2 separate regions of the Homo sapiens genome follow, and region 2 is linked to region 1. A link is an interaction called in ENCODE POLR2A ChIA-PET data of the cell type or tissue named here. Cell type or tissue: Caco-2. All regions are shown on one strand. Links, peaks and the distances in the headings refer to the core of each region. The heading gives the core; the rest is flanking DNA.

Evidence for each region. ChIA-PET counts read pairs that join two places held together with the same protein. Peaks named below come from ENCODE experiments on the same cell type or tissue, not always from the same donor. Only the 100,000 strongest peaks of a DNase experiment are listed, where the experiment ranks them.
Region 2: POLR2A ChIA-PET joins it to region 1 with 9 read pairs; 3 of 35 experiments call an interaction of 5 or more read pairs at or near these places.

What each region holds. Positions count from the first base shown.
Region 1 is chr5:79,650,666-79,656,050 of GRCh38, reverse strand. All of the region lies in intron 10 of TENT2 (terminal nucleotidyltransferase 2), which reads right to left. Among named protein-coding and RNA genes, the nearest start is that of CMYA5, 36 kb to the left of the region's middle. In Caco-2, for the core only: no CTCF peak of the experiment used is centred there; no DNase peak of the experiment used is centred there.
Region 2 is chr5:79,782,024-79,787,408 of GRCh38, reverse strand. All of the region lies in intron 9 of CMYA5 (cardiomyopathy associated 5), which reads right to left. Among named protein-coding and RNA genes, the nearest start is that of CMYA5, 95 kb to the right of the region's middle. In Caco-2, for the core only: no CTCF peak of the experiment used is centred there; a DNase peak (open chromatin) is centred at 2,608; H3K4me3 peaks cover 692 bases.

The sequences.
Region 1 (5,385 bases), core at 106-5,105:
TAAACTCAATAACAAAGCATATTAATTCACTTTTAATGTATGATTTAGCAAAAACTTTAAAAAATGACTTCTGAAATCTATTAATGTAAATGTAATGAACCATTATGACCAACTTACACGGTCTCCAACTATAATTAAAAGGGTATAAATTTTTACCACGCAGTACAAAGTAGGATGCTTTATTTAAATTTCCTTTATGTATCACATTTCATCCCCATGTTGAAAACTGGCATAAAATAAAATTCCATGGTATGTGTGCATGTTCTCAGTACATGACTGAGAATATTAGTAAAAAAAAAAAAAACTCAATCATTACTTACCAGAATCACTCTTAGAAAGTAAGGATATATATATTCCTTTCCCCTAAGAGGCATTCAAATACTCAACATTCTAGAAGACCTGCCAAGTAAACTCAAACCCCACTCACTTTAATTCTAAATGTCTCTCTATTTGTATAAGACTTTTTAATAGCTTTCTAGTAATTTTGGTTATAATACAGAAGTCAAATTGGAAAATCTTACAATAAATTAGCTTACTTAAAAACTTGAATACCTTTCCCATTCAATACTCTAGTATACTAAAAATATAATAAAACAAAGGATGAAGAGAAGATTATAGAGAATTAGAATAAAAAACCTTTATCTCATTCTGGTACCATAACTAGAATGCTAGGAGACAAAAACAAATACTAGCCACTGGTTGAGGATCTTTCAATGGACAAAAAAGCTTTTAGAACTCAGTAATTTGGAAATTTTTGGAGGCAGGGTTATCATTAAGTAAATTCTTTATGTTACAACTTTAAAAGATTTATAAACACTAGTCATCAGAGAAGCAATTAGTGTACTGCAGAAGTTATTTATTAACAATATCCTGATATTAGTCTCAATGAGTTTAGTAGTTTTTAAAATGTTTATCTTACTTCAAGCAATGTAAATTCTGGAAAAATCTGACTATAACAACTATTTTAACTTCAGAATTCTGGACTACAGGTTCAGTCTTTTAAATTTCTCTCTCAAAGGCAAAGTAAAAACAAAACAAAAGCTCATTATCAGAATACATGATTAATAGGTAATGCCTTGAATACAGCTAATCTACAAAATTTTACTTTGCCCATAGTTTCCATAACAGCTTGCTGGTAGAGACCCCACAAATTTATACCCATAAACTTTCCATATAGATGTACCAAAAATTTAAATTTTAAATAGCAGGTCTTCAATCACACTAAGAATCATTAATTTTGAAAGCGCAAGAACAACTTTATTTACTTATTTATTAATTTTTTTTTTTGAGACAGGGTCTCGCTCTGTCACCCAGGCTGGAGTACAGTGGCACGATTTGGGCTCACTGCAGCCTCCACCTCCCGAATTCAAGTGATTCTCATGCCTCAGCCACCCCACTAGCTGGGATGACAAGTGTGCACCACCACATCCAGCTAGTTTTTTGTATTTTAGTAGAGACAGGGTTTCGCCACGTTGGCCAGGCTCTGCAAAGACAATTTTAAAATGTCTACCAGAAAGCTCTGTATGCCTAGGAATATGGTAAACATTCCATGAATATTCATTAATGTTATTATTTCTAGCCAATTGATGATCTTACCTTTTTCATTACTTTTTTTTTTTGAGACAGAGTTTCGCTCTTGTTGCCCAGGCTGGAGTGCAATGGCACAATCTAGGCTCACTGCAACCTCCGCCTCCTGGTTTCAAGTGATTCTACTGCCTCAGCCTCCCAAGTAGCTGGGATTACAGCCGTGCACTACCACGCCCAGCTAATTTTGTATTTTTAGTAGAGACGGGGTTTCACCATGTTGGTCAGGCTAGTCTCGAATTCCTGACCTCAAGTGATCCACCCGCCTCAGCCTCCCAAACTGCTGGGATTACAGGCGTGAGCCACCGTGCCCGGCCTCCTTTTTCATTAACTCTTAAATTATAATTAAAATCCTTTCTCAATTCCCCCTCATGCTTTGATGAGTCATCTTTCAAGTATCTGTAGTCAATTATTGACTACTGGAATTTATTCTAGGAAATGTGTTAATCTTTTTAACCTTTTCTACATACAGAGGACCTATTTCCTTTCTCTGCTTATGGCAGAAAAGATATTAAAGCATTTAAGAAGTTAAACAAAACGTAAAGGTCATTTAATCCAACTGTTTGTGTTACAGGTGAGATTAAGGCCAGTGAGGTACAATAACTTCACCAAAGTCACAAAAACTAGTTTTTTGTGGCAGAGCTGTAACTACTCAATACACCTTGCAGACTCTTGTTTGCCCTTTTCCCTCACAGTAATGTGATACTGCCAAGAAAAGCAACTATTTTAATCATCTCATTTCTTCTAGGGAGGAGTAGCTTAAATTTGCCAGTATAGAGATACACATTAGCTCTGGGTAGCTAATGTCCTTCAAGAAAGACCTAGGAATGGCTGAATGCAGTGCCATTAATTATAAACCACTTCAGTAAATGGGACTACTCTGTCAAAAATAAAATGTTTGGCAAAGTCTAAACTAAATTTTAATATGATTTGATCAGACTGGCAAAATAGCAATGTTTAATTTTTTTGTTTTGTTAAGACACAGTCACTCTGCTGGTCAGGCTGAAATGCAGTGGCATAATCATAGCTTACTGCAACCTCAAACTCCTGGGCTCAAACAATCCTCCCACCTTAGCCTCCTGAGTAGCTAGGACTAACGATATGTGCCACCATGCCCAACTAATTTTTTTCATTTTTTATTTTTGTAGATGGAGGAGTCTCACTATATTGCTCAGGCTGGTCTCAAACTCCTGGCCTCAAGCAATCCTCCCACCTCTGCCTCCCAAAGCACTTGGGATTACAGGCATGAGCCACTGTGCCTGGCCCTAATTTAAAATTTTTAATTTGCTTTCAATACCACATTGGGGCATCTGTGATTTACGTACATTTTTCTAAAGAAGTCAGTCAAACTTAAAATTTCTAAGGTAACCAGTAAGAATTAAGGAGTAGGGCACATATTATGGATGATCATGTATGCTAAATGCTTTAGTCAAATCTCATTTTTAAATCACAACTAAAATATAAATAGGGAATGGTGGTGCCACATATTTTTTATATTTTATATATATAAGAAATCCTATTCCATTTTTAATGAAAGTAAACTGTAACCCACAAGAGAACAGAGTTCACTGAAAAAAATATGTTAAGAGTTCACCTGAACATATATTATAAAGTAACATATATTATAAAGTAATATATGTTCAAGATTGACATATATTTTGTAAAATTGGACAAAAATGATTAATGACACAAAGTATTATCTAAAACAGCCAATGTCATATGTTTCAAATTTTTTTAGAGGGGCAAATCAATCATCAAACCAGTATATATTCAAGACTGGTCAGCAATAAAAATACATGTATTAAGATTAGCCTGAACTACTTTAACATTAAAGAAGATTATCAAACCTCTCTAATGACTGATTCATAAAATGATGGCCCATTTAAACTATTTTGTCTCTCTCGATAAGTCAAAAAAATCATTTGAGACCAGCATCCAAAGGAAAATATACTCTCATATATTATAAAACATCTGCAAGTATAGTGAAGTACAGAGAACTTTGCTAAACTGTCCACAAATAACCCTGATACAATTTTGGCACCTACCTTTTCAGTATTTGTATATATACAAATATATATACACAGTTATTATCTTTAAATAAAATTGGTATTATGATGTATGAGAATATATCATGAACATTTTCTTGTATCATTAAATATATTAAAAACATGATTGTTGGTGGCTATGTAGATCTCATATTAGGGTATATCGTAATTAATTTAACCATTCCCCTATTCTAGAAAATTTAAGAGTACTTCTAATCTTCTATTATTTACGTAACACCATAAAAAAATAGCTTTACATGTACATCCATATATGTACCACTCATTATTACGTTAGGATAAATTTCTAGAAATGAAATAACTGAGTCAAAGGACATGAACACAAATATACAACACTGCTTTCTAAAAGAGTTGTACCAAATCAACACTCTCAGCATGATTGTGTATTCCATTTTGTCATTATTAAAAACTGCCAATTTAAGAATATTAATCCCTACATCTGTAATACATGTTCAAGTGAAATTCTGTAAGTAACAGGACAGAGTATAAGATTATATTCTGTCAAGAATGTAGAATGCCAATTTCACCCTAGGAGTATACCATAAAACTTTGATTACCAAGAACGGACAAGGTTGACACACTATGAAATTAAGAACATTAACATAAACACTTTAGTCAAATAATGGCACCCTATCTCCAGACAAAGATGGGATGAAGATGTGTCTAAAGGTAGAATCAAGATTTTCTTGAGAACTAGCTAGCTCTAAGACTACTTCAATTAAGATAAATATGAAAAAATGCTCCCCAAATTCTCCACCATAGAGGAAAGGTTACTAAGCTGTCATAAACAAAAAAAATCAAAATGTGTGTGTGTGTGCCAAAAGTGGAAAGGGTGTAACAATCAGACTGTTTTGTGATGGTCTGTCCATTATTCTGAGATTATATCATTGCTTTTTTGGTATTTTATGCACCATCTTTTATGAAGTGATGGTAGTAATTGGTAGCAGTTTTTTGGTTCTAATACTTAACATAGCAAAATAAAAACTCCAGTTTGGTTCTTTTTTTTTTGGATATTACTTTCCTTGAAATCTAAAAGTCTGAGAATCATGTAATGAACAGGTAAAAGAAAATGTAAGAACATTATTTAAGAAGACCATGTTTTTGTAGAGGAAAAAAGAACATCCACCCTTTACAGTTATTTATTTGTCCCCAACTTTTGGAATTAAAAGACCTGAACTTGACATTTATGTATTTATATTTGGCTAAACATCTTGAAACCTTTGCAAAAAAAACAAAAGCCAGAAAAAATAAAACAAATATTAACAATAACAATTTTTGGGTGTGAAAATTCATGGGAAATGTATTTTTTTTCTGTCCACTTTAGTATATTCTCAGGATTTTCTATGAAATGTATACACAACTTATTCAAAATGAATTTTAAAATGTAAAATAACTTTTAATATCACTACGTTTTAAGTATTATTTTAAACATAATAATTCTGAAACAAAATAGAGAATTCCTGACAACCAATCTCACCTCTGAACTGCTCTTTTTTAAGGCATTGGTAAGACAATCTTTGTTTTTGTCCCAACCACTTCTATCTATCCTCCTATACTAGTAAAAGTGACTCACTATAAAGAAATTCTCAATTTGGGTATCATCCTCCAATCCCTATCCAAAGAAGCCCAGTCTACCAGGAATTAGGTTAACAAAATTGTAATCCCCAACCCTAACCATTTTTGATCTATAGCATAAGGAAAGGTGCCTTCTTCTTTTCCCAGTTCCCAGTATCCTCAG
Region 2 (5,385 bases), core at 166-5,165, 130 kb before region 1:
GACTGAAGAAATGTTTTAAATGAACATTAATTATAATTAGTAACAAAATTATTGTCTCACTAAGCATAGTCAGCCTGAACTGAATTTCAGACTTCATTTGCTCCCTAAATAAATATGTATTGATCACTTATCATGTGCCCAGGCCCTGTCTCTGCCTGTTATTCTGAGGGCTTGTTGAGGAGGCGGGGGTGGGAAGGGGAAAAGTGACAAGGATTGGTGGGGAAATTTTAGCTTTAGAGACAAAGACAACACACTGGCTTCATTTTATAACAACACAGTTGTTAAACAGCAAGGATACTGTTTTGTAGGTAAGTGTTTGCCCTTAAGATGATGAAGTCTGTCAAGGAGAAAATTCCACATATATAGTCAACTGCATGCTCTGTCTCATTGCTCATTTAAAGAATAAAGGTTTACATGGTACTGAAGTCAAAATATGGGATCCGTCCTGCTTTCAGTGCATGAAACAGGTCAGGCAGATTTGACAAATGTGCACAATGTCCTCATTGAATCTGTGAAATAAAAGCAGCAGGCACGCAAACAAAAGTAATACGAAATGTGGTGGTGTTTTATTGTATACAAGTTGCCACCTTATGCTCAAGCACCAAGAACAAAGCAAAAAAGGTTAGAACAAATGGTTCGTTTCCTTGTCTACTTATTCTGACTCCACTCAGATGTCACCAAAGTCTTCATGTCAGCTGTCCCTGCTTTTTAGCCTAACAAAAACTTCAAAAATTCTGGAATTTGAGATCTAAAGAGTAGCACTCTTCCAGAGATTATGATTTTTTTAATTTTAGAAACAAAAATTTGTCCTAATTGTAACTAAGTCCATATGACTTATAACAAGCATTGCATAGTTTGCAGTAGAATTCAAGTTCACAGAATACCCAAACTAAGGTGAGTGATCAGACAGCAAATGAGGCCACGATTGTTGGTACTTAGTTGGTGCTTAGGGATTTTATACCAGTAAATAACACGACTGATGTGACTATGATTGGAAGTCTACAGCCAATAATAAAATTTGAAAGACAATTAGAAATTTGACTCAAATGGTCTCATTTTGGGCCCTAAGTGTGGGATCCTCCCTACAAGTGCCATAGTGCAATGGAAAGAGATGGCTTTATGTGTGGAAGTCCCAGAGACGTGAGGGCAGTGAGCAGCGCAGCACCTAGAGCCTCTGAGCAGCAGCCATGAAGTCGATTGCTGGTGGATGATAAGCTCCAGTGGAGCTGAAACTTATCACAGAGCATTGTGCCCAGCAGGCTTCAGAGGCCTCTCAACCTGCTCATCTCACCCTTGGTAGCTCCACTGCTACAAAGCAGAGAGAAATGACTTAGAGGAGACTCACTGTCTCCTCAGAAGGCCTTGGGCTGCTCTGCGAATGAGAGATGGTCTCTTTCTCTGTTGTTTCAGAGGAAAATGAGTGGAAGCCCCCAGCAGCTGATGCTTGTGAGGACAGCCTCTCTAGCTTGGGCCCTTTTATTCTTGAGTTTTGGCAAGGAGCAACTGGAAAGTTTGCCATGACTAAGGTGCACAATGGGGTCAGAATCATTTTTGGTAGGAATTGAAAAGGATTTTTACGAAGTAAAAAATAATTGGGGTCATAATGGTTAAGGGGGATATTAAAAGCATTCCCATTAAGTCAGAGAGAAACATGAGGTTAAAAACACTGGGAGGGAGGAGGTAAAATTACTACCATTTGCAGATGATGGGACCATTTATCTAGAGAACCCAAGAAAATCAGTTGAAAAACTCTTACATAATAAGAGAATTCAGTAAGATGGCTAGATATAAAACTGATACAAGAAATCAAAAGCCTTTATATACAAATAACAACTAGATAGGAGATAAAATGAAAAATCTTATTTAGAATAGTGACAGACATAAAAATATATAAAGATATAAGATCTATATAAAGAACATTTTTTAAGATGCTACTGAGGGAAACAAAAAAAGACTTGAGTGAAGGGAAAGGCACATCAGTTCTTGGATAGGAAAATGCAACATCATAAAAATTTCAATTCTCCCTAAGTTAATCTATAAATTTAACATGATCTCTAAAAATAACAAATAGTCAGGAGCAGGCTGATGGAGGAGGCTACGCATCCTGATTCTAAAGATCATATCAAATACAAACTAGCAAATAGAAAAAAAAAGTCAGGAAGCGGCAACCTAATCTACCAGGAATTCTAAATTATAAAGCTACAATAATAAAACCAGTATGGTCCTGGGGCATAAATAGATGGATCAATAGACAGATTATAAAGGTCAGGAATAGACCCAAACATATAGTCTCTTGAGTGTATAATAATGGAAGTATTTCAGATCAGAAGGGAAAATGATGGGTTTTCCTGATGGGACAGCTAGATAGCCATACTAAAAAAAAAAAAAAAGTAGGATTTCCTACTTCACACAATCTACTGAGATAAATTCCAGATGATAAAATACCTAGTTTTTAAAAATGAAATTACTGGGAGCCAAGATGGCCGAATAGGAACAGCTCCGGTCTACAGCTCCCAGCGTGAGCGACGCAGAAGACGGGTGATTTCTGCATTTCCATCTGAGGTACCGGGTTCATCTCACTAGGGAGTGCCAGACAGTGGGCGCAGGCCAGTGTGTGCGCGCACCGTGAGCGAGCCGAAGCAGGGCGAGGCATTGCCTCACCTGGGAAGCGCAAGGGGTCAGGGAGTTCCCTTTCCGAGTCAAAGAAAGGGGTGACGGACGCACCTGGAAAATCGGGTCACTCCCACCCGAATATTGCGCTTTTCAGACCGGCTTAAGAAACGGCGCACCACGAGACTATATCCCACACCTGGCTCAGAGGGTCCTACGCCCACGGAATCTCGCTGATTGCTAGCACAGCAGTCTGAGATCAAACTGCAAGGCGGCAGCGAGGCTGGGGGAGGGGCTCCCGCCATTGCCCAGGCTTGCTTAGGTAAACAAAGCAGCCGGGAAGCTCGAACTGGGTGGAGCCCACCACAGCTCAAGGAGGCCTGCCTGCCTCTGTAGGCTCCACCTCTGGGGGCAGGGCACAGACAAACAAAAAGACAGCAGTAACCTCTGCAGACTTAAGTGTCCCTGTCTGACAGCTTTGAAGAGAGCAGTGGTTCTCCCAGCACGCAGCTGGAGATCTGAGAACGGGCAGACTGCCTCCTCAAGTGGGTCCCTGACCCCTGACCCCCGAGCAGCCTAACTGGGAGGCACCCCCCAGCAGGGGCACACTGACACCTCACACGGCAGGGTATTCCAACAGACCTGCAGCTGAGGGTCCTGTCTGTTAGAAGGAAAACTAACAACCAGAAAGGACATCTACACCGAAAACCCATCTGTACATCACCATCATCAAAGACCAAAAGTAGATAAAACCACAAAGATGGGGAAAAAACAGAACAGAAAAACTGGAAACTCTAAAATGCAGAGCGCCTCTCCTCCTCCAAAGGAACGCAGTTCCTCACCAGCAACGGAACAAAGCTGGATGGAGAATGATTTTGACGAGCTGAGAGAAGAAGGCTTCAGACGATCAAATTACTCTGAGCTACGGGAGGACATTCAAACCAAAGGCAAAGAAGTTGAAAACTTTGAAAAAAATTTAGAAGAATGTATAACTAGAATAACCAATACAGAGAAGTGCTTAAAGGAGCTGATGGAGCTGAAAACCAAGGCTCGAGAACTACGTGAAGAATGCAGAAGCCTCAGGAGCCGATGCGATCAACTGGAAGAAAGGGTATCAGCAATGGAAGATGAAATGAATGAAATGAAGCGAGAAGGGAAGTTTAGAGAAAAAAGAATAAAAAGAAATGAGCAAAGCCTCCAAGAAATATGGGACTATGTGAAAAGACCAAATCTACGTCTGATTGGTGTACCTGAAAGTGATGTGGAGAATGGAACCAAGTTGGAAAACACTCTGCAGGATATTATCCAGGAGAACTTCCCCAATCTAGCAAGGCAGGCCAACATTCAGATTCAGGAAATACAGAGAACGCCACAAAGATACTCCTCGAGAAGAGCAACTCCAAGACACATAATTGTCAGATTCACCAAAGTTGAAATGAAGGAAAAAATGTTAAGGGCAGCCAGAGAGAAAGGTCGGGTTACCCTCAAAGGAAAGCCCATCAGACTAACAGCGGATCTCTCGGCAGAAACCCTACAAGCCAGGAGAGAGTGGGGGCCAATATTCAACATTCTTAAAGAAAAGAATTTTCAACCCAGAATTTCATATCCAGCCAAACTAAGCTTCATAAGTGAAGGAGAAATAAAATACTTTATAGACAAGCAAATGCTGAGAGATTTTGTCATCACCAGGCCTGCCCTAAAAGAGCTCCTGAAGGAAGCGCTAAACATGGAAAGGAACAACCGGTACCAGCCGCTGCAAAATCATGCCAAAATGTAAAGACCATCGAGACTAGGAAGAAACTGCATCAACTAATGAGCAAAATCACCAGCTAACATCATAATGACAGGATCAAATTCACACATAACAATATTAACTTTAAATATAAATGGACTAAATTCTGCAATTAAAAGACACAGACTGGCAAGTTGGATAAAGAGTCAAGATCCATCAGTGTGCTGTATTCAGGAAACCCATCTCACGTGCAGAGACACACATAGGCTCAAAATAAAAGGATGGAGGAAGATCTACCAAGCCAATGGAAAACAAAAAAAGGCAGGGGTTGCAATCCTAGTCTCTGATAAAACAGACTTTAAACCAACAAAGATCAAAAGAGACAAAGAAGGCCATTACATAATGGTAAAGGGATCAATTCAACAAGAGGAGCTAACTATCCTAAATATTTATGCACCCAATACAGGAGCACCCAGATTCATAAAGCAAGTCCTGAGTGACCTACAAAGAGACTTAGACTCCCACACATTAATAATGGAAGACTTTAACACCCCACTGTCAACATTAGACAGATCAACGAGACAGAAAGTCAACAAGAATACCCAGGAATTGAACTCAGCTCTGCACCAAGCAGACCTAATAGACATCTACAGAACTCTCCACCCCAAATCAACAGAATATACATTTTTTTCAGCACCACACCACACCTATTCCAAAATTGACCACATAGTTGGAAGTAAAGCTCTCCTCAGCAAATGTAAAAGAACAGAAATTATAACAAACTATCTCTCAGACCACAGTGCAATCAAACTAGAACTCAGGATTAAGAATCTCACTCAAAGCCGCTCAACTACATGGAAACTGAACAACCTGCTCCTGAATGACTACTGGGTACATAACGAAATGAAGGCAGAAATAAAGATGTTCTTTGAAACCAACGAGAACAAAGACACCACATACCAGAATCTCTGGGACGCATTCAAAGCAGTGTGTAGAGGGAAATTTATAGCACTAAATGCCTACAAGAGAAAGCAGGAAAGATC